Regions from separate parts of the Mus musculus genome. Here all the other regions are linked to region 1. Evidence: chromatin loops called from intact Hi-C (ENCODE). Cell type or tissue: heart. All regions are shown on one strand.

What was found. Hi-C counts contacts between places; a loop is a spot of excess contacts. Peaks named below come from ENCODE experiments on the same cell type or tissue, not always from the same donor. Only the 100,000 strongest peaks of a DNase experiment are listed, where the experiment ranks them.
Region 2: it touches region 1 in a loop (2.1-fold over the local background); 2 of 42 quality-filtered maps call a loop at or near these places.
Region 3: a loop joins it to region 1, with 3.0 times the contacts of the local background. A loop is called at or near these places in 4 of 42 quality-filtered maps.

The regions. Positions count from the first base shown.
Region 1 is chr11:82,966,529-82,974,528 of GRCm38, forward strand. It overlaps the pseudogene Gm11424 and a transcript of Slfn9 not described here. Among named protein-coding and RNA genes, the nearest start is that of Slfn5os, 9.8 kb to the left of the region's middle. In heart, a CTCF peak has its summit at 4,595; DNase peaks (open chromatin) are centred at 4,593, 4,933 and 7,553; H3K4me3 peaks cover 803 bases; H3K27ac peaks cover 1,307 bases.
Region 2 is chr11:83,220,684-83,228,683 of GRCm38, forward strand. It overlaps AI662270 (expressed sequence AI662270), which reads left to right and starts at 2,893. Exons shown (of 4, transcript NR_015519.1): 1 at 2,893-2,968; 2 at 3,527-3,627; 3 at 3,769-3,948; 4 at 4,851-5,901. In heart, no CTCF peak of the experiment used is centred here; no DNase peak of the experiment used is centred here.
Region 3 is chr11:83,037,979-83,045,978 of GRCm38, forward strand. It overlaps Slfn10-ps. Among named protein-coding and RNA genes, the nearest start is that of Slfn8, 21 kb to the left of the region's middle. In heart, no CTCF peak of the experiment used is centred here; no DNase peak of the experiment used is centred here; H3K4me3 peaks cover 954 bases.

The DNA of each region.
Region 1 (8,000 bases):
GTGCTGTGTGCTTGAATCTTGGTAAACACAAAGCCAGAATAAGCACAGTAGAGAAGGATTTATTGCCTGCAGCAGACAAATAACACAGGAGTCATTTCCAAAGTAAGGCTCTTCTCAAACAAAAGAAGCTTGGGGTTTTTTTATTCAGGGGTCCTGAATCCACTCATATAGGGGTGAGCCTGTCTTAGTTACTTTCCATTGCTGTGACAAAACATCATGACCAAGACTGTATGTGTATGTACACACACACACACACACACACACACACACACACACACACACAATTAATTTAGAGTCTCACAGTTCCAGAGTGTTAGAATCTATGACCATCATATCATGGTAGAGAGCATGGCAGCAGGCAGGTGTGTAACTTTAATGTTTTTAAACACGATTTTTAATAATGTTTTTTAAACCTCCCTAGTAGCCTACTACCCACCAGAGGTAATGGAAAAGAAAGGATACGGGGAAGTGGACCAGTCTAGAAGTTGTTCTTTGAAGCATATCCCATCTGTGTTGTCAGGAAATCGGTAGTTTAGTTCACAGGTCAACAACAGCAGCTCAGACCAGTCCCAAACACCTCATGGATAAACCAGTGTAGAATCCAAAATAAATTCAAGACCACCCAGCCCCTTCCCCCTCTGAAGGGACTTTCCAAACTATACCAGCAGGCCAAGTGCAGAGCCAGAGAAGGAAGCTGGCTGACTAAACAATGTTGAAAAAAAAAACTCATAAGGGCAGGTGGAGTGAGGGACTAGGGCAAAGGTAGTCACCCTATGCAAACCAACCAATGCCTGAAAGGGTTACTTGCTATATCAATGAGAATAAGCCAGCTAGCCCTGTTGCCTAAATCTGCCCCTTACAAGGTATAAAAAGTGTGTTCTTTGTTTTTTCAGGGTCTCTCCTCTTGCCTGCGTGCTGGGAGGTGGGGTGGCAATGCGTTGGATCAATAAAAAAGTCTCTTGCAGTTTGCAGTGATCTTGGTCTCTGTGGTCTTTGTGAGTGAGGGTCTTTTGGCAGACTCCAACACCAGCAGTCTAGTTTGGTACAGTTGGGATAGCAGCAGTGGTGGCACAACCTAGCAGGGACAGCTAGGCCTCAGCCCAACCATCACCAGTCAGCAGGAAGAACCGGGGTCAACAGGAACGCCAGGAAAAGTTCTCAGCTGTGTCTCTTCGGAAAAGTGAAGATCAGCAAAGATATAAGACCAACAAGCATTGCACAGCTAGCTCTATAAGCAAGCCAAGCTTAGCCTCTGTCACAGTCCATTGAGCCCTTTTTATACCCTCTAAACATCACATGTCCTCTACGAGTCTTGCTTCAGCACATGAGTCTGACTTAACAAAACTCCATGTGAGTCTGTTTCAGTGGACATCACTCAGCCAATTGACCCGAGTCTGCGGAAGTAGCAAGAAGCCTCGGGAGGCCACCATAAGTTTTTTGGTGCATTTCTCTCTATGGGGTTGCAACAAATGGAGCTCAACTACGCAATGTACATTGGACCAATACATGTGTGTCATTAATGATGAATCCTTCATCACATGTCTTTTCACATGCTTGTCTTAGCAGAACATCTTTTCACTTGTGCCTGCTTCAGCGAAAAGTTCCTTCACTTGTCTGCCTTAGTAAAACAGCTTTCGCTTGTGTCCACTTCAGGAAAACACTCTCTTCACATGTTTGCCCCAGCAAAACGCCATCCAACACAACTGACTTTCCAGAAGACCCTTAAGTTTCCACTTCATGGGTGGGCATTTGTGATCACTATAGTTATGCTTTAATTATGTTTTAATTATTAAGAAGTATAGAAGACAAAAATCACCTCTAACCTGTAACCCCACTTGTCCGAGGACAGATAATTTACTGCAATGTTGGGGGCTCTTCTTGTAAGATAAGCCCCGTGAATTCATTTCTCTGAAAAAGCATGGCAGCACCAATTGTACAGGATGTATGCTTGGTCACATGTGGGCAGGAAGTAAGTCAGGATGTATGTTTGCTCCTGACTGGATGAAGGTGGGAAATATGTATATCCTTATGGGGTTTGTCTTTATAAGTCCCTGTCTAATGTAATTCAGGGCCATACTCTCAAAATCCCAGGTAAGGACCTGGCCAGGTCCATGAACATTTAATAAAGCTTACTTCAACTTTGGCTCAAAAATTGTGGTAGTGTTCTTATTCTTGTCTGATGGGACTAACATTTTCTCAAGGCCCCAGTAAGAACAGCCTACCTATCCAAATTCTAAAGCCATAGCTCAGCGTTTGAAGCGCTGACTCAGGAAGCACGCCCCGAGACTTTTCAAGGGTCTGAAACTTTTGGTTTTGTAAACTCTTGGTGTGAACTGCTGTGCTGAGAAAAGCTGCAAACCTCCTCAGAGTCTTCCCCTGGTAGGTCATAGCAAATTTCTGTGACATCACTTCTGTTAGGATCCCAATCTGGGACAAGGAGGTGTTCTATGGGAACAAATACTCTCCTGTCCAGGGCAAAAAGCAAAACATTTGTACTACCTACATGAGGTTCTTGATAGATGGAGCATGGTGACAGTAACCACTGGGCAAACTGCTCCACCCCTTACCTCATGCCAGGGCCCTGAAAAAACTGTAGACACTGTTGGGTTGACTGCTCTACTGTGCCTAAGTTAACATAGGCCAATTTTTTCATGTTCCTCCTCCACATGAAGATCTTGAAGACCTCCTGGGTCTGGTAGCTGAAGGCCTATGCTGTCTTGTGCAGCAGCTGAAGATGCAATGCTGTCTTGTATGACAGCTGAAGACCTATGGCCTCTGTCCCACAACAAAGCCATTGAGATCCTGGCAGCCTACTAGAGTATTTGTCCAGGTAGCTGCTAAGTCTCTGTCATTTTAATCAATACAGAGGCCATTTGGTTTATACTTCCTGCTATAATTTATCCTTCTGTGATTCCTGGTGGTGTTGACAGCTAACTGTAGCTTTGTCAGTTTGTCAGCCACAGGCAGCCAGCTTCTCCCTCAAGGTTGCAGTTGCCTGGTCAGTGGATATCATATATGAAAACTAGGCTTTGTCTTTCCAGAGCTATTAGGTGTCCTGATGAAAAAAAAAAAAAAAAACACAAATTCACAGACTGGTTTGCCTTGCTGACAGGCTTCATATGAAAGGACAAACAAGTTCCTGGCAATGCCCTGGGTCCTGAATGTGCGCTTGACAAAGTTTCAGTGCTTGGGCAACCTGGTCTGACTCTCCACTGCCCTTGGTGGACTTTCACTACACATCTTTTGCTATACTTACGTTTCTCACTGCTAAAGGCCTCTCTCCAAAAGCTAGAGCTGGGATAGCAAAAAGCTGTTGTAAACAAAAATAAAATTAAGGGAAGTTCACCGGGAAAAAAAAACCCCAGTTATGTAAAAAATTGAGTGTTTCCTACTTGCATAAACATTTGGATCATTAAAGATTATTTGTTAGTAAGCATGAGAGCATTTGAGAATTATTAAAGAAGAAAAACTTAGGGAAATTCTAGAAGCTGACAAACTGTAATTGAATTGCTAGTTTTTTGTTTGTTTGTTTGTTTAGCTTTAGAAACAAGGAACTTGTATGAATAGAAAGAGATTTTGGTCATACAGTAGATGACAGACCTTGGTACCTTTCTGAAGGCAAAAATAAGCAGTTTTAGAAATCCCGATGTTCGCCTGTTCTTTACAGAATTGTAACAAAGCTAGGAATTGTATTGTAACAAGGGTTCATGACAGAGACACGGAGGAAGGCATCCCAGCTCAGGGAACTCCCTGCCTTCCTGAAAAGACATGTCAGACCAGAACTTTTCTGATAGACTGCCCTTGCTTAAGCAAAGGGGATAAACAATACTTTAAGAAGTAAAGAAAAATGATGATGGTCTTATGCCAAACATAAAAGAAATATAGAGGAAAGAAGGGAAGAATAAAATAAAGGTCAGAGATTTCACTTTTGTAGAAAGCCATATTATCTTTTGATATAATATGTAGTAGGAAATCACTTTTGATCAATTAATCTTATGCCAAACTGAAACAGAATAAAATTTAGAGTCATCCTGTCTAGTACTTCTGTAACCACAAGACTTTATGACACCAATCTTAAGGAAGAAGGTGTCGAGTTTAAAGAAAATTGATTTTTATCATAATTTAATTTTTAGTTCTCATAAAACTGCTGTTAGCTTGCTTTGTTCTTTCAATATTCTTATGTAATCAAGGAAGACTTTAGAACAAAATGCATTTTGAAAAGCTGTGTAATCAATAAATACAATTTCTGAGGAAATGATTTTACGTATAAATAATGCCTGGAAGAGACACAGGTTGTCAGAGTAGGAGAAGTCATACGGAGATGTGCTCCCTCCCTGTCTCCGTCTCTCATGATGTCCGTGTCTGATCCTTCCCTTCGCCACTCTTGCATCCACCCTTCTTCAGGCCCTGCCCTCAGTCGAGGCTGGTTCCCTATAAGCTTCAGATGTAACTATATTATTCTTTATTGGACGGAACTTGCTTTGCAGTGACTGCTCTCAGTAATCAACCACCTGTGTTTCATGGTATTGGATCAGATAAAAAAAAGCCCCCCCTCTCCCCCTCGGCGTGCGCGGGCGCCGAGTCCGCTGGGCGGCGCTGATGGTCGCAGCAGTAGCAGTAGCGGCGGCGCCATGGGCCTAGCCGGGCTGCAGGAGAACGTCTTTGCTGGGCAGTCAAAGATCTATGCTTACAAATGCTCTGTAATGTGCTCTCCACTTCAGGAAGAGAACTCAGTTGCACATCACGAGGTCAAATGCCCGGAATCTACAGGAAACGAGAAGAGAAAAGAAACGCTGGGAATGTTATCCGAAGCGCTGTGAAGTCAGATGAACAGAAGAGCAAAGATACCAGGCGAGGTCCCCTGGCACCTTTTCCAAACCAAAAATCCGAAGCAGCAGAGCCTCCAAAAACCCCACCCTCATCTTGTGAGTCTGCCAAATGTAGCAGTTGCTAAGCAGGCCCTGAAAAAGCCCCTCCCTCATGGCAAGCAGGCCCCTCAGAAAACGTCTCAAGGGAAAACACAGCAGAATAGAAAATGCACAGATTTCTACCCTGTGCAAAGGAGCTCGAGGAAGAGCAAAGCTGAGCTGCAGTCTGAAGAACGGAAGAAAATAGATGAGCTGATTGAGAATGGGAAGGAAGAAGGCACGAAGATTGTTCTAATTGATGGCAAAGGCGGGGGGGGGGGGGTGCGATCGCTACCAAGCAGTTCTCCCGGGGAGACTTCGTGGTAGATACCATGGGGACCTCATTGAAATCACCGATGCCAAGGAGCGGGAGGCTCTGTACACACAGGACCCCTCCACCGGCTGCTACCTGTATTATTTTCAATATCTGAGCAAAACCTACTGTGTGAATGCTACTCAACAAACTGCTTGGGGAGACTCATCAGTCACTGTGTGGGAACTGCCAGACCAAACTGCATGAGGTGTGCCTCTCACCTCATCAGTGCCTCACCTCCTCAGTGCCATCAGTGCCTCACCTCATCTTCAGTGCCTCCTGAGACATCGAAGCTGCGGAGGAGCTCCTGTACGACGATGGGGACCGAAGCAAGGCCTCCATTGAAGCCTACCCTTGGCTGAAGCACTAACCATGTGGACTCCCAGCCTCCCTGCCACCCTGCCTCCTTCAAAGGACAAAGTGCCCTCAAAGGGAAATGAGTTTTACACTCTTTCTCTCTCTCTCTCTCTCTCTCTCTCTCTCTCTCTCTCTCTCTCTCTCTCTCTTGGCTAATTACTTCAAATGTTTTTGAAAAGTATATTAAAGATGCTTTTTTTTTAGAGAATGGAGTTGAACATGAACTAGGAAGTTGGGCTCTGCCTAAGATGAAAGCCAGGACTCCCCCACACCCCACGACCAAGGACAGGCCGGTGTTAGGGTGCCCCCCCCAACCTGGAACCGTTGTCTCCAAGCTCTTGTTCTCTTCAGCGTCCTGATAGGTGTACGTACTCACGTGTATGAATATTTTTAGCAAAAGTTTCACAGTAAGCTAGTCTTCTCCTCTGCTTTCTCCAAAGCTTACTGAGCCGGGGGATTGGCAGCCCGGCCAGGAATAGACTTCTTCCCCAGGCTTAAGCTTGTCCAGGCACCTTGAAATGTCAGAGTGGACAGTCAGGCTAGAGGTAGGCCAGGAAAAGCACTGTTCTCCTGCCCAAGAAGGGCAGGTCTCCCAAAACTGCATTAATTCTTTATAGAAATGTGAACACTGAATTTATTTTAAAAAATAATAAAAACAAAACATTAAAAAATTTAAAAAAATTGGAAAAAAAACCCCACAGAAAACAACTTTACATGTAAATAGGTTTTGAAGGGAGTAAAATTAATGTGGTTTTCTTTTCTTCTGTTTTTTTTTTTTTTTGCGGGGGTTGCTTAGCTGGTTGGTTTGTGTAGAGAAGATTTGAAATGGTACCCTATTCTAATGAAAAGTGAGGTTTTATAGTGGGACCAGAAATTACTAAGCCCGCACCCCCCCCCCAACCCTAATTCTGCTGCGTGGGAAGTTCTCTACCTGCTGTCAAGGCAGAACTCCTGGTATCCCATGAAGATGCTGCCAGCTGTCAGTCTAGGACCCCTGCGAGCATCAGGCACCAGATGTGTTTGGCACTAGGGTACCCGGCAGCCGGCAGAGAACCAGGATGATGCTTCAGTTTTGACCTGTGAGAGCAAGAGTAGGTGGCTTCCTTCTCCCTCCCTGGGGAGGACTCACCACTCACCTTCAATCCAGGGGACTGGGGTTCAGGAGCCAGGTATAAGAACCTACCCTTGCCCCAAAACCCCCATCTCCCAGGCTCGTGATGGTGCGACCTAAGAAAGTCTTCCCTGAACCCTTTGCTAGCCTATCAGTGGTCAGACTTGGAGGAGGATCCGACAGGAAGGTGTACCTGTGAGATAAAAATGTCTTGGTTGTACCTGTTTGTGGCTTAGCTTTGTCTATAAATAGAAAACAAAAAAGGAAATAAACTTGAAACTTACTTGTCATCTTAAGAATAAAGCAAAAAATTAAAATATTTTAAGAAAAGGTTTTAAGTTTATGTAAGTTCTGAGGTATAGAAAGGCCTGAGGATGTGAGGTGGTGGACTATGCCACCAGACAGAAAACCTGGTGAATAATTTAGGAACCCCGGCAAGTCTCATAATTGAGAATGGTAGGCATTTAAATCTACTCCCGACCAGGTTCCTGTCCTGGAACACATGACCATGACACCCCATAGAGAGGACTGTGACAATCAGTCATGTAGGGGCAACACTTGAAGCCCCTGCACATGCAGATGAGGCATCCCTAACATCTCAGAGCAAGCCAATAGAAAGCATCTGCCTTTAGACCCCAACCCACTTCAAAATGTTTATAAGATCCTATCCACAGGAATGAAGTGCAGGAGTTACTTCACTGAAGCCTGTCTGAGCGTGCCTGTTGTATCGAGCTGTAACACCCTAAGGGAAGAGAATTCTCTCCCCAAGCTTCCCTTGTTGGAAGCTGCTCTAGTCTACTGCTGTCACTTCCTGCTCAGTGGCCCCCGACCTTGTCTCCTACTGTCCCACCGCCTGCCACTGACTCCAGGGCAGTGACCTTGGCTCCTAGCTGTCCCCTGCTTCCCACTTCCTGCCTCTGACTCAGGAGCAGCAGCTGCTGTGGAAGGGGCCACTAGCTCCCCTCAGAGAATTGCTGCTCTTTGGCTTGGCCAGAGCCCTTTAGATCCCCACTGAAAACCCCTGGTAGGCAGATCAGTATTGCTGTGCCCAGACTGTGAAAACTCCAAAGACAACAAACACCAGGAACCACAACTCCGATGCAAGCAAGCACATGAGAGTCTTTATTCAAGCTTGAGGGCAGGCCACAAATCTTCCTGATGCAACAGGATAGGAGAGCACCCGAGGTCTAGGGGAAGTGGGTTTATAAAGGAAAAACAACAACAATAACAACAACAAAAACCACAAGCAGGGGTTTCCAAGCCTTGGCATTACATTAGAGGGTAAAGGAATGTTGGTCTTTAAGCTAATTGG
Region 2 (8,000 bases), 250 kb after region 1:
CTTGGGGAAAGACTTATGAGTGGGAGCCAGTGAAGTGATGGCTCAGTGGATGGAGGCAGCTGCCACCTTGCCTGAGGAGCCCAGCCCCAGGGATCTCTGTGCAGGAGAGAGAGAAATTGACTCAAGCCAGTTGTCTTCTGACTGCCACATGGTGGTGTAGCTGTGAACACCCAGCCCCACAACTGCATACAGATACATTTAAGCACTGCTAATTTTTTATAATGCTACATTTTAGGAGCAGAAGCAAGTGTTCAGCAGTAAAGAGCACTGGCTGCTCTCCCAGAGAACCAGGCTTGTATTCCCAGCACTCACATGGCAACTCACAACCATCTGTAATTCAAGTTTCTGGGATCCATTACACTCTTTGGTCCACAGCGAGCCTGAGGCATGCATGTGGGTCATTTACATACATTCAGGCAAACACTCATCCATAACATAACATCCAAGTAAGTAAGTAAACACAGTTTTGACATTCTTAATATATTTGTGGACCTGGAGAGATGGTTCAGCGGTTAATATCACTGACTGCTCTTCCTGTGGTCAAGTCCCAGCAATGACATGGTGGCTCACAACCATCTGTAATGGGATCCAATGCCCTCTTCTAGTGTGTCTGAAGACAGCTACAGTGTACTCGTATTAGTAAAATAAGTAAATCTTTAAAAAATATATTTGTAATTTTGATTTAATTTTGGATTCATCTCCCCAATCCAACATCTATTTTTGAAAAGAAAAAGTAATATCCCCATCTAATGGGTATATAACATATTACATCATCTTAGAACCAACTGTTTTCCTAAAACAAACATTGGGATCATAATTGTGGTTAGATTCCTAGTGATGATGAAATTGTAAAGTGAACTTTTGTGACCACGATGCTCTGTACTTAAAATGAAAAACAACAATAAAAATGCAGAACCTGGAATCTGCTGACACCCTTGAGCCACAGGCACCTCCCAACAAACTAAATCATACAGGACACTGCCTTATCTCACAGTCAAGTCTGTGACAGCCACATGTTGCTTATGTCCCAGAGTAGAATCATGCAGCATGTTTTAAATATATTGAAGTATAAGCTTTTAATGGCTCAACCTACTACTAGCTTTAACTTAATTCTTTGTTATAGATATTATAGATTTTTTTAACCATATCTGATAATTTATAAGTCAATCCTTTTAGTATTTGACCCTGGAGTTTAAAATCATGCCTGGGTCTGAAAAAGGTGAGCTATAACCCACTTTCAGAGCCAGCAATAACGAAGAACATTATAGAACAATTTGAATATTACCCATATTTAAACAACATTTGAATTTCTATTATATTAAATCCAGTGTTCAGGAAAACCAGAGGTGAATTCTGAGCACAAGTAACTGGCAGAAGGAATAAGAAATAACATTTATTCTTGAATTCGTGACCAGGCAGAAACTAGCATGCAATGGTCATGTACATTCATACACATAAGATCCACATCTAAACATACAGGGTAGAAATCAGACTCATCCATAGCTTGGACAGGAGCTGGTTCTGGCCTGATGCAGAAGAGGGACAAGGCAGTTTGGCAGTGCCTGGCTTCCATGTGGGACCCCAGGTTTTACAAAGCTCTCCATTGAGCCCGGGGATTTACTTGTGAATCCTTCATCCAACCCCATCCCCTTATGCATACTCAGTGTTCTGAGATGTGAAGTTTTTATCAATGCAGTTTTCCTGCTCCCAAGAAGCAGCTGAAGGTGGAGCTAGGCACCACCTGGAGCCCTGGGTGCAGCTGTGCCTTACAGCCCTGAGTCAGAACATACAAACATAGGATAGATACATAAGAGAGGACAATGACATGTAACGATTGGACTTCTTTCCTTCAGAGGTCCATCAGTCCCTCTTGTGTCATCTAGTTTCATAGCCTTCCAAGTCTTAACACACAAAGATGGATCAGATATTGACTTAAGAGACCAAAATATACATGACATCAAAGACAACTGTAACAAATGACTAGTGTCTCATAGAGGTTCCATCAGTCTGACAAGGAGAATGTAATGGACAGGAGTCTGTTTCAGAGGCATCCTTGCATAATCCCTGGAGTACCAGGCATCCTGGGGAATTCTCACTTTAGCTGTGCAACTAGACATTGGAACACTGATGACTGTGCCAGGTCCTTGGCCACTCTGATTTCTGCCTCCCAGCATCGCCTGAGTGCATCTGCAGGGTTTATGTTTATACTGGGTTTTGCTGGGAAAAAAAAAAATGAACGCAACCACTTCAGGCCAAATTTAAAGCAAACATTTATGAAATATTAAATACGGACCAAGACTACTGAGAGGAGCTTACAGGCTTGCTGTATGGAATCTTCTCAGGAGAGAGAAGACAAAAGGTCATGACTCTTGATTTCATCCACTGGCCAGCACTGAGTAAAACCAGGACTAACGATCTGGCACCAAAGGTAAAAGCAAAATCCTTGTAGTTGAGTTAGGGGTGCATTATGTGAAGGTGGCTCTCTATATACTCAATGTTGAGGGATAAACCATCAGCAAACTAAGCACTAGCCAGACAGCTGAGTGCGAGCCGGATCTTGGTATTATTTCTTTTTTTGTTGTTGTCGGGGTTTTTTTGTTTTTGTTTTTTTGTTTTGTTATGTTTTTTTGTTTTTTTCGAGACAGGGTTTCTCTGTGTAGCCCTGGCTGTCACTGGCACTCACTTTGTAGACCAGGCTGGCCTCGAACTCAGAAATCTGCCTGCCTCTTAGTATTATTTCTGTGGCCTATCAGAGGTCCTATATTTTGTAAATATTAGACCTTCTTTACTTGCTTATTGGCTGTAATAAAGAGCTGACAGCCAATAGCTGGGCAGAGAGTGGAGGGCAGAACTTCCTGGGGAGGGACTCTGGAAAAAGAAAGCAAAGGCGCCAAAGTCGCCTGGGGCCTCGGAGATGAAAGATGGACCTGAACAGGAGCAGAGACGCAGAGCTGGCCACACATGGAAGGTAATGCCAGGACAAATCGGGATGAACTAGAAAGTTGGTTGGAAATCTGCCCAGCTATAGGCTTAAGCTTTAAAATACCCGATAGCCTCTGTGTCATCATTTGTACTGCTTCTGGGTCAGAAAGTCCTGCTATATAACTGAAATCACACGGGGGGCCTCTTTAGAAGAAACTGACCAGTGCGGAAGGAACAATATCCTCAGATCATGGAGAGCAAGAGAAGGAAACACAGAAAATAACCATGAGGCCTGAGAAATGTTTTGAATGTATGTGAGATTTATCACATCCTTCCTGCAACCGCTCCTGTCACCCTCCCTGAAGGCTGTCAAGAAAGGACAAGGAGACCAGCATGTGGTTTTAGTTTCTGCCACAAGGCTCACATGAGTCCCTCTGTATCGCCTGGCTGGCCCTTCCTTCCTCCGCATCCAGGCTAACTTTAAAATCCAACCTGAAGGTTTTAAAAATCCAATTATAAGTTAGCCTATATATTAGATGGGGGGGGGGGGGAGGAAACTTCATATTAAAAGCCCTGTATAAAATGCACTCTTTACTGCATTGAGTTTGGTCAAGAGTTTTCGTGGCTGCCTGTTAGTTTGTGTTACCAAAACGAAACATTGAAACATCGGCATGGAAGTTTCTTCTAGGAGCCTGCCCCCAGTTGGTAAGTGAGGAAACATGCATGCCCCTGCCTGAATTAAGGGGGAGGGTTGGGTACAAAAGCAGGAAGTACGTAAAGATATGTGTTTGCTTCTAATTGGACCTGATGGGAAAGCCAAATGGCTTTATGGGTATACGCCTTTAGATGACTCTGCAAACTACCTCTGCCGCCATTTTCTGGGGACCCGGAGTGGTTCTGGGCAAAATCCTTCATCTTGGCTGAATGAAAAAGAGAAAGAAAGAAAGAAAACATGACTGGTCCTGGTTTTCGGCGCCATGTGTATGAGAAAAAGAAATAAAAAGAAAGGAAGAGGACTGGTCCCAGGTATAGTGGAAGAGAAAGTTTGTGGATTGAAAGGGAGGCAGAGCCACGGGGCAGAATCTTCTTGGAGCGTCCAGAATGAACATGTCCCTAGCTTTTTTAGGAGATGGAGGAGAGGGAGGGAGGAAAGAGAGGTACCAGGTGCAGCAGCCCGGGTTGGCATTTTGTCTAGGCTCTGCCCACAGTTTCTGGCAACAGCCAGGTATACCTGACTCACTATAAAAGGGACTGCTTGCCCCCTCCTCACTTTTGCTCTCTGCTCTTCTCCTCTTGCCCTTGCTCCCTTACTCACTTCCTCCCTCTCCTCATTCCCCTCCCTACTCTCCACGTGCTCATGGCCAGCCACTACTATCTCTGCCTTTCTCTGTCTCTACTCCCTCAACTCACATCCCTATGCCCTACATTCTATTCTATATTATACCATCCCGTGGCTGGTACCTCAGGGGGAAGGGATGCCTCAGCATGAGCCAGCAAAGGGACCCTTTCCCCAACACCTTACTATGCCTCCACCAAACATATCCCTGCCTTCTTCTCTTTCTTTTTATAAAATACAACAGCCAGGAAGCCCAAAGGAGAGAGAGATGGGTCTGGTAACCAAAATGGTTGAATTGGAAGTGCAGTTGGGGAAAGGTGGCCCAACACTGAGCTGGAGAGTTCAGGGTAGGAGCAGAACATGCCTTCCAGGAACGCCCTGGAACTGGCAGGGACTGAGGGATGCATGGAGAAACTAGCAGCTCATGTCTGGTTTGATATGATAACTAGGCACTTTATCCATTTGCTTGCTTCAATTTTGACTCAAAACTTGTGGAACTGACTCTTGTGATTCTCGGGTTGAACAGGGAGGATAATAGAACCTCTGTGATAGATGAATGAAAATATATACCCAAATGTTTGGTTCCATGCAGGAGGAAAACCAAATAGCCTTAGAACTCATGGAATTTGTCCCACCGGTTAGCACAACCACATCAAGAGGCAGAACCCCGACTGTCCTGAGGACTTCTTGCTGTTGTGGAGTTTTGCTCTGCTCACCGTCTTCAAGATCACCACATCCCTCTTGGTCCGTGAGTTGCATGAAAACTCCAAAAAGGCTGCCAGCCCCTCACTGGACAGTATCATTGGTATCAAGAATAGTGATTGCTCTTTTTCAAGTGTTGCAGCTGGAGCAGATTACTGATTCAACCACCACCCTCAGAAAGGACATAGAGCTGTAGATTGCTGGTAATGTCCGGCACTCTTAGAAAGAATGTGGAAATGTCGGTTGTAGTAAAGTTAGGCTAAGATGCTTTTGCTAGCGGCTTGGAAGTAGAAAACCGTGGGGAACAATTGGAAATTCAGAGAGGCACACTCTTGATAGTTGAGCTAGACCCTTTTGATGTCAGGGACAAGAACAATGGCAACCCAGCTAATACTGGCTGAGGTGGGTATGCCTGTTTGGCTGAAGCAGCGCTGGTGATCAAGGTGATGACTAAGATCTTATACCCATCTTACCCTCAGATTCCTGACAGGATTTAATAAAAAATTGTTAATAAGTAGATGTGCACCCTAAGGATTTATAGGAAAAATGATTTTTATATGAAGGTTTAAGTTTGTGATACTCTTAAGATTTTTTTATAAGATTACATTTTAAGATGAATAATAAAATAATTGCCGTGTGTCAATAATTTTGAGAGAATTATCTTGGTTGCTTACACTTTGGCAATATCACAAGTTGGTTAGTTACAAATGTATAAGGGTTCTTGAGAATAATTTGTTTTTATTTTGCTTATCCAGAATACATAAAACATTTTATCATGTGAGGGTATTGGGAAAGATGTTTTTTCTTATGTATAGTCATTGTAATCATCCACTTAAAGAAAAATAGAATATAGCCACATTATGATGGTTGTACTACTGGAAAGATTTTGCTGGGACATACAATATGTGTGAGAAAAATAAAGTTGTTGGATCTTGCTCATTGGAGCCTTGCTCCTACCAAAGACATGTATGTATGTATGTATGTATGTATGTATGTATGTATGTGTATGAAAGTGTGAAGTTGGAACTTTGCTTCATCTACCATGTATGTGTGTGTGTGTGTGTATGTATGTATGTATGTGTGTGTTCCTTCATCCTTTTCAACAGCTCCAGAGAGATTCTTGATGATTCCAGAGTCTTTAGACTGGCTTCAGAGAGTTTTCATGGGCCCCAGGGCATATTTTATGGTTCTAGAGTATCAAGCTTGGTTCTCTCAGAGAAAAATTTGGTGAGTGATCGTTCACCCACTCTATGCCTCACCTCAGTTTACCCTGGATATCAGAGCTAGTCTTTGACACCCAATGAAGAGCATAAGAGGCAGGGAGATGTGGAAGGAGTCATGAAATAAGGATATGTGTGTAGCAACAACTACAACTAATTATGTATAAAAATTCCTAAGACCTGTTATTTTGTAAGCTAATTTAGAATGATAAATTAATAAACCAAGACTCTTCTTACCAGACTGAACTATGAAATTCAAAGTAAACAAGTCTTACACTTTAAATGCCAATTCCAATAAACCCTACAAACTGAATCTCCCATGGAGGTACAAGGCTCCAGTTAGTATAAGGAAAGAATTTTATTTCATAGCTGTCATCTGAGGGGCTGGGAAGCACAGCTTAGTTGACAAAGTTACTGCCCTGTACACAGCAGGACCTAAATTTACTACCCAGATCCACATGAAGTGCCATGATTGCAGTCCGAGTGCTGGGTAGGTGGAAAGAGCAGAGCCCTGGGGCTCACTGGCCAACTGACTTAGCTTGAATGGTGAGCTGCAGGCCAGGGAAAGGCCCCATCAAAGGATGACACCTGACATTGTCCTCTGGTCTCCAGAGGAACAGACACACAGTTTACAAGCACCTGCACATATATCTGCACCCCGGTCAACATACGTGCACATAAACACCAAGTGTCATCTTAAACTGTAAAGATGCGCATTGAAGACTGCGATTAAATGTGCCAACGGAGAAACTAGGTTTTTCAGATAACCACCAGACACGTGGAACCCACCTTTGCTGAGCTTACGAACTCAAGACTCTTTGAAAGACTAATTTTAACTTATGGGTATGAATGTGTGTCTTCGTGTGTATGTACATGAGCACAGGGTGGGAGGGACATGTGAATGCTAAAGGAAGTTGCCACTGCCCTTGAAACAGCAGCTTGAAACAACAGTTGTAAACTGCATGAACTGGGTTCTGTCAGTGTTGTCACGGACTTGGAGTAAAGGGATGTCTGAGTTTTGTGAGTAGAGTGTGAATGAGAGTGGATATCTTCAAAAGTATGGTGCCACCTCAGCAAGTGAGACATGATACCAATGAGTCAGCTGTATTCATTTAGGGTTGCAGCATTTTTAATAAAGTCAAAATATGAAACCAGATTAAGACTACACAGACAGAAGATAGAAACAAGATGTGGTAAACACACACGAGAGAGAGAGAGAAGACTGATACGGAGTCTTAAAGGGAAGTCATCTATGAACACGTATGTGAGTCTTTGTGTGTCCACCCCACCATTAGGCACAGCTTCTTGGGGAGTCTGAACAGAGGGAGTTTGGCTGAGCTTATCCCAGGAGACCGCTGGGGAGAGTGATGGGCTGTAAGAAAGCTCCTAGACACCACTCCAGCGGTGGGAAAGCACAGCCTGAGATGTGGGAAAGCTGGAGTAGATTTCTGGCATCCCAAGCCTGGGACAAGGATGGGACCATGGAGTTATCAGACTCTTGGATATCCAGGCACCACTGGGAGTCTCAGAAGAGCCAAGAATGGAGTCATGGTTCACTGGCTGGGGACAGCATCTAGCCCAGGAGGAGTGGGAGCAGGAATCCAGGCTTGTCCCAGCAGTGATTGTCCTTATCTTGGCGGATGACAGATTGGTGGCATTTGTGGCTGGGAGCACAGAGAGGACTTCTGTGGGAGATTAAGCTGTGGCTCTGTAGTTGGTTGAATGCCTTCTCCATGACTCCCTATGGCAGACTTTGATGAAAGAGACAGTACAATGTTCTAATCAGTTTATTGGCCGTTCATCATAGAAAATGGATCCAT
Region 3 (8,000 bases), 71 kb after region 1:
AAGAAAAGCCCCCAGACGCTTTGGCTCATAGATGTCAGTAAGCAAAACTCTATGAATTGTCGTAATGGATTGAGAAATGAAAACCAGGTACAGAAAAAGCCATTAAAGAGGAGAGAGAGAGAGAGAGAGAGAGAGAGAGAGAGAGAGAGAGAGAGAGAGAGAGAGAGAGAGAATGTATATAGAGAAAGAGAAGTTGAAAGTTCTCTTTAAGATGGGAATATTCACAATATTTACCATGGAGGAGAGAGAGCCAGCACTGAATGAACTTAAGGATGGAGCAGGAGGCTGAGGGACTGAAACAACAGAATCCTGAGCAACAAAGTTTGGAAATGATGGTGGTCCAGGAGCTGGGAGAAGGTGAAGAGGAGGAGAAAGGCAAGCAGTGGGCCTGGTAGAGGTTTAGGTTACAGATGTCTGTATGTCTGTATATCTCCTGCCTGGTGCCTGGTGAGAAAAGGGCATCAGATCCCCTGGGTCCAAAGTTATGAGAGTTGCTCACTGCCGTGTAGGTGCTGGGAATTGAACCTGGGTCTTCTGCAAGAACAAGAAGTGTTCTTAACTGCTGAGCCATCTCTCCAGATGTATATAATTGAGGTGGTTTTTTTTTTTTTGGGGGGGGGGAGTAAAATCCTAAAAATGTCATATGACCCAGAATAAGGCCTAACTAGAGGATGTTTGCCAATGTTGAAGGATTGTAGGGCCTTGTGGGACAACTGGTCTATAGTAATGGCACCATTCCCTGAGACCTGCAGAAATGTGATCCTGTCTCCCTTACACAACAATATAAACAGTCGGTGAAAGATTAGGCCTCTGATGACTGTGTGTAGAAAAGTAAGAGTGGAACACACAAGACACTAGAAGGGCTGGGGCAGTACACTGGGCAAAACAAATTGGGACTGGCCATCTTGGGGAAGAACCAGGACAGAAAGGAAACAGGCTTTAGAAGGTGTGCTAGTTGGGAAACTGAAATCCCCCGGTCTTAGGCTCTTTTCCATAGCTTCTGGATTATAAACCCTGGGTGAGATAGTAGCTATTCTATTTCTGCCTCTTGGCTCCTTGCTCAGTTAAAGACAGTATCTTAGAGAGAGGGGTCGCTCAGTGGCATCTGCAGAATCCCTTTCAACATTGTCATTTCAAATCTTCAGCTTGTACTTTCTTTTTCTTTCTTTTCTTTTCTTTTCTTTCTTTTAAAATTTGTTTTATTTAGAATAATAATAATATTTAGAATACACTGTTGCTTTCTTCAGACACACCAGAAGAGGGCATCAGATCCTATTACAGATGTTTGTGAGTCACCATGTGATTGCTGGGAATTGAGCTCAGGACCTCTGGAAGAGCAGTCAGTGCTTTTAACCACTGAGTCATCTCTCAAGTCCCAGCTTGTAGTTTCTAACTTGCACAGGCTATGAGTAATTGGGTCTGCCAGTATAGAGACTTCCTGTTGAGAGCTTGCTCAATGAGAAAGAGAGGTGTGTGTGGGGGGGGGGGGGGGAGACAGAGAGAGAGACAGAGTGAGAAAGACAGAGATAGAGAGACAGAGACAGAGACAGACTCCCTCCCCCATTCTTTCGCTCCTCTGCATCCCCTTTCTCCTGTGCTGAACTGGTTGGTCAGTCTCTCACCCACCCTGATCACCCCCTTTCACCCTCAGGCCCCTGCAGTACTCAGCACCTACTTTTTAAAAAAAGATGTTTTCTTTATTTACATTTCCAATGTTATCCCCTTTCCTAGTTTCCCCTTTGAAAATCCCCTATCAACCCCCCCCCCCCCCCCCGCTCCCCAACCCACCCACTCCCATTCCTGGTCCTGGCATTCCCCTATATTGGAGTGTAGAGCCTTCATAGAACCAGCACCTACTTTTAAAGGAACGAGGCGCTGAGTCTGATAAAATATCCCAGCTTTCAGGCAGGAGAGACACACGGATGTCACCTTGGCTTCTGGGCTGCTCAGGCTACCCGGTCCTAGATTTAGTGGGCTAGACCTCGGTGAAGGTGGAGGGGATCCGAGGGTCTCTAAACAACTCGTGAAGAATCAGAGCCGGGAAGTCCAAGTCCTTTGCGCTCCAGGTCCCAGTGCGTGCTCCAGGTCCCAGCGAGCGCGCTCCAGGTCCCAGGGCGCATGGAGGTGGCATTGATTTCCTCCTTGCCCGCCCTCTCCCGGCCGCGGGAAGAGACCAAATAGAAAGCCTACTAAATACCGGGAAGCTTGAGACTCAGAATGTGCTTATAAACTAAACTTTAATAATTCTGAACCTTAGCTATATTGGGCTTTCGGATTGTTCTTGGTGTTTTGGTCTCCGCCTTCTCCCCACTTCTTTCTTTCTCCTCGCTCTTCCTTAAATCCTAGTGTTCCCTTGAAATGCTTCTGCATCATTCATGAAGTAGCATGCAACTCAGCTGTGACAAGTCAAACCCAGGTAGTGTGAGCCCAGAGTTGCCGCTAAGCAAAATGGAAACAAAAAGCATATACTTACTGTGTTTGCTTGACTAACAGTGGCCCCTGTAGGCTCCTAGGGAGTGGCATTATTGGAGCTGTGGCCTTGTTGGAGTAGGTGTGGTCTTGTTGGAGGAAGTGCATTACTAGGGGGTGGGCTTTGAGGTCTCAGAAGTTTGATTCAGGTCTAGTGGCTCACTGTCTCCTCCTGCTGCCCTTGATATGGATGTAGAATTCTCTGCTCTTCCAGCATGATGCCTGCCTGTACATTGCCATGCTTTCCACCCTGACAATAATGGACTGAACCTCTGAAACTGTAGGCCAGCCCCAATTAAATGTTTTCTTTATAAAAGTTGCCTTGGTCATGGTGTCTCTTCACAGCATTAAGACCCTAATTAAGATTCATACTAAGTCAACAAGAGAGAAAGGGATTTGAGTGTTAATTATTTTGTGTTTGTTATATTTTAATCTATCTATCTATCTATCTATCTATCTATCTATCTATCTATCTATCTATTATTATTATTATTATTATTATACAACTACATGTGTATACATGTATGTATCTATTATTATATATGTATGCATGCACATATTTATGTACCTACTATTATATATGTATGTGTGTATGAGTACATGTGTGTCTATCTATCTATCTATCTATCTATCTATCTATCTATCTATCTATCTATCTATTTATCAATTAATCAACCTATCTATCTATCCATCTATTCATCTATCTATCTGTGAGCCACAGAACTATCCTACTTCCTCTTTGGGCTTTTCAGCTCATAACTCAGTTTCCTGCTTAGGCAGGCAGCTTTCTAGATAGAATTAGATACCACTTCTTCAGATCTCATTTCCTTCAGTTAGGAGTTGCATGGTTATCAGCAGCCATTTTGACAGGGGTGAGATGGAATCTCAAAGCAGTTTTAATTTTTGTTTCCTGATGGTCAAGCATATTGATAACTTTAAAAGGTATTTATCAGTAATTTATATTTCTCTATCTGAGAAAGCTATGTAGTTTTTTATTAGCTCACTTATTAACTGGATTTGTTGATTTGTTCTTGATGTTTAATTTTGGAAGGCTTTAACTCATCTATTATTAATATAATTAATATAATAATTGTATTAATACTGTATCTGAGGTATAACTGGCAAAGGGTTCCCCTATCATTCAGGGTGTCTCCTCATTCTAGCAATGCTTCCGTTGCTGCACTGAAGGTTATTTCCATGAAGTCTAATTTGTCAGTTTTTGAGAATATTCTTGTGTAACTAGACTCCTTTTCAGAAATCCTTGCCTATGTTCTTTGTATGTATATATGTATGTATGTATGTATGTATATGTACATTTCTCATTGTATTTTCACCAAAGTTTTGTGTCTTAATATTAAAGCTTTGAATAACTTTTGAAATGTTTGTTGTTGTTGTGGTGGTGGTGGTGGTGGTGGTTTTAAACAGGGTGAAAGATACAGATCTTGTATCATTTTCCTGTGAGTGGAAATCCAGCTTTCCTAGTACCACTTATTAAAGAGGTTGTTTCTTTCTTCTTCTCCTTCTCCTTCTCCTTCTCCTTCTCCTTCTCCTTCTCCTTCTCCTTCTCCTTCTCCTTCTCCTTCTCCTTCTCCTCCTCCTCCTCTTCCTCCTCCTCCTCCTCATCTTCCTTTCTCCTTCTCCTTCCTTCCTTCCTTCCTTCCTTCCTTCCTTCCTTCCTTCCTTCCTTCCTTCCTTCCTTCCTTCCTTCCTCCCTCCCTCCCCCCTCCTCCTCTTCCTCCTCCTCCTTATTCTCCTCCTCCATTTTTTTTCTTTTTGGTTTTTGAAGACAAGCTGTTCTGTAACTTGCTCTGTACACCAGGATGGCCTCTGCCTCCTGGCTGAGGCTGTTCTCCTGAATGTACCAATGTATGGGTTTGTTTGTTTGTTTGTTTGTCTGTTATGGCTATGTCAAAGCTTAGGGGGTAACTATGTGGGTTATTTCTGGGACCTCTGTTTTATTCCCCTGGCCTACATGTGTGGGTTTGTGCCAGTACCACACTATTTCTGTTACTGTGACTCTGGAATAAAGCTTGAGGATGAGTATTGTGGTTGTTCCAGCATTGCTTTTTCTGCTTGAAGGTCACGGTCTTAGTTAGGGTTTCACTGCTGTGAACAGACACCATGACCAAGGCAACTCTCATAACATTTAATTGGGGCAGGCTTACAGGTTCAGAGGTTCAGTCCATTATCATCAATGTGGGAATACAGGCAGGCATGGTGCAGGAGAAGCTGAGAGTTCTAAATCTTCATCTGAAGGCCACTAGGAGAAGACTGGCTTCCAGGCAGCTAGGATGAGGGTCTTAGATCTCACACCCACAGTGTCACACTTCCTCCAACAAGGCCTCACCTCCAAATACTACCACTCCCTGGGCCAAGCATATTCAAACCACCACAGTCGCTTAAGCAACTTGAGGCCTAATGTCTTGGGTAAAATGTTACTTTCCTTTCAAGTGCAAAGTCATCCTCTGCCTAATGAACCCAGTTCAGGTCCCTGCCTGAAAATGTGAAAACTGATGTTGATTAGAACCTGGGAAGGTTCACTGAAGTATGAACAGGGAAACTTGGATAATTAGGTTCTCTTATCTTTTAGGTCTTTCTGATGTCCTACAATTTTGTTAGAAGGAGACCTTTTAGTTTCCTGGAGTGGAACCTTCCTTCCATAAAAGTGCTCTATGCAAAGGTGGCAAAGAACCACACCTCCAAGTCTGCTGTAGAAATAGTCCCTCAAGGAGATCCACAATCCTGCGGTATAGAGACTCCATGATAGATAATTAATATTTTACTGCTGTTTATTTAGTCAAAAGACACTCATAATGGGACTAGAATGTGATAGCTCAGAGATTAGAGGCATGGGCTGCTCTTCTAGAGAGCCCAGGTTCAAGTCCCAGTACCCACATGACAGCTTATGACTGCCTGCAACTCCAGTTCCATAGGATTCACTGCCATCCTCTGCCCCCTGAGTGTACCAGGCATGTGTGTGTCCTTTTAAACCAAAGGCATGGCAGAGACTTGAGCATTTTATATCATTTTTTTCCTCAGTTATGATCTTGTGTCACCCCACCATCCCCATGGAACATCTCGATACTTCTAGTATCATAAGCTGCTGTGGAGGGAGTATGGATTGCTTCAGGATCTAAGGGCAAGTCATGAAGGAGAGATTCGTCTACACTCAGCAGTCCCAAGTACCTCTACTAGGTTTTTGTTTTGTTTTGTTTTGTTGGGTTTCTTTTGTTTTTTGTTTTTTTTTTTATTTTTTTTGTTTTTTGTTTTTTGGTTTTTTTTTTCCTTCGAGACAGGGTTTCTCTGTATAGCACTGGCTTTCCTGAACTCACTTTGTAGACCAGGCTGGCCTCCAATTAAGAAATCCACCTGCCTCTGCCTCCCGAGTGCTGGAATTAAAGGCGAGCTCCACCACGCCCGGCACTAGTTTGGTTTTTACCTAATGAAACTGGGGTTCAGTGTCCTTGACTTCATGGATGTCTTCTTTTGCGCTTCACCATCCTAAGCCATGATTCATGTTTGAATCATATATTATTTCTGTGGGAGCTGCTCTTTAGCTAGTGCCTCCCAAACAAGTCTCTGACTACTGGTGATGGTGTAACAGGACAAAGGTTCTTCTATTCTGACTCAGCTGAAACCATCTTGGTTTAAACTGAAACTGACCCCGGCCCCCACCCACACCTTTTCTACCCCTGCCATGGAAAGCCCTGTGTCGGGGGAAAGCCCCCCACCATGTTCTAGAAACTCGAGGTGGAAATGCCCAAGCTGACTGTATATTTTTGACTCTTGTTAGACTGCTTGCTTGCTTTATGCTTTATTTTTCCCTGCAACTGCAACAAGGATGTAGTTTTTCTGTGTTGTCTTTAAAATCTCCCAGTAGTTCCTCCTATGGGGCTGCAAACCCCTTCAGCTCCTTGGCTCCTTTCTCTAGCTCCTTCAATGGGGATTCTATGTTCAGTCTAATGGATGGCTGTGAGCATCCACCTCTGTATTTGTGAGGCAGTGGCAGAGCCTCTCACTAGCCAGTACCCGCAGAGCTCCCAGGGACTAAACCACCAACCAAAGAGCACACATGGTGGGACTCATGGCTCCAGCTGCATATGTACCAGAGATGGCCTACTCAGACATCAGTGGGAGGAGAGGCCCTTTATCTTATGAAGGCTCTATGCCCCAGTGTGGGGGAATGCCAGGGCCAGAAAGCAGGAGTGGGTGGGTTGGTGAGCAGGGGGAGGGGATGGAGGAGGGTATTTTTTCTGAGGGGAAACCAGAAAAAGGCATAACATTTGAAATGTAAATAAAGAAAATATCCAATAAGGAAAAATCTCCCTGTAGGGCTGGAGAGATAGCTCAGAGTTTAAGAGCATAGACTGCTGTCTTAGTCAGGGTTTCTATTCCTGCACAAAACATCATGACCAAGAATCAAGTTGGGGAGGAAAGGGTTTATTCAGCTTACACTTCCATACTGCTGTTCATCACCAAAGGAAGTCAGGACTGGAACTCAAGCAGGTCAAGAAGCAGGAGCTGATGCAGAGGCTTGGATGGAGGGATGTTACTTACTGGCTCCCTTCCCCTGACTTGCTCAGCCTGATTTCTTATAGAACTCAGCACTACCAGCCCAGGGATGGCACCACCCACAAGGGGTTCTCCCACCCTTGATCACTAATTGAGAAAATGCCTTATAGCTGGATCTCATGGAGGCATTTCCTCAAGGGAGGCTTCTTTCTTTGTGATAATTCCAGCTTGTGTCAAGTTGCTACACAAAACCAGCCAATATAGCTGCTCTTCCAGAGGTCCTGAGTTCAGTTCCCAGCAACCACATTGTGCCTCATAACCATCTATACTAGGGCCTGAGGCCCAATTCTGGAATGCAGGTAGACAGGTAGGAAGAATACTATATACATAATAAATAAACTAATAAAAAATTCCCTGAAATGTGCATTTGAGGCTGTTCTGTGAGAAGTGTATCTCTCCAAGCCTAATTTAAACTTTGATCATGCTGAGTGGTCTTTGGGTCTTGACCCCCCAACAACAGCAGTCCAAATATATTGAGAGTCCTTGGTTCAAAAGAATAGCCCTTTATTTCAGTACATAATCTCTTTATTTGTAGACCTGAAGAGTTAGACTCCGGAGATACTCCATTTATGCTTTAAACTTTCTGGCAGCCATGGGATACTGAGTATACCCACAAAAGGCTCAAATAGCCCAACATATGGCAATATATTAGAAAACACCCCAACTCAGGACAGCAGGCTTTGTCTCATGACAAAAAAGGAAGCCATCCTAGAAATAGGGCCACCCCTTGCCCTGGAACTTCCCAAAAATTGTCAGATCACATTTGGCACATGAATGTTACTCATGTCCCTAGCTTAGGGAGGCTGAAATATGTTTGTGTCATTGTAGACGCTGACTCACTCAGTGTTCATTTTTGCCGTTCCCCTTTCAGGAAAAGCAGTGAAGAATATTTTTATGTTTTTACTCAGAGCTTTTGCTGTTTTAGGTCCCTGCAAAATGTTAAAAGCAGGCGATGCTCC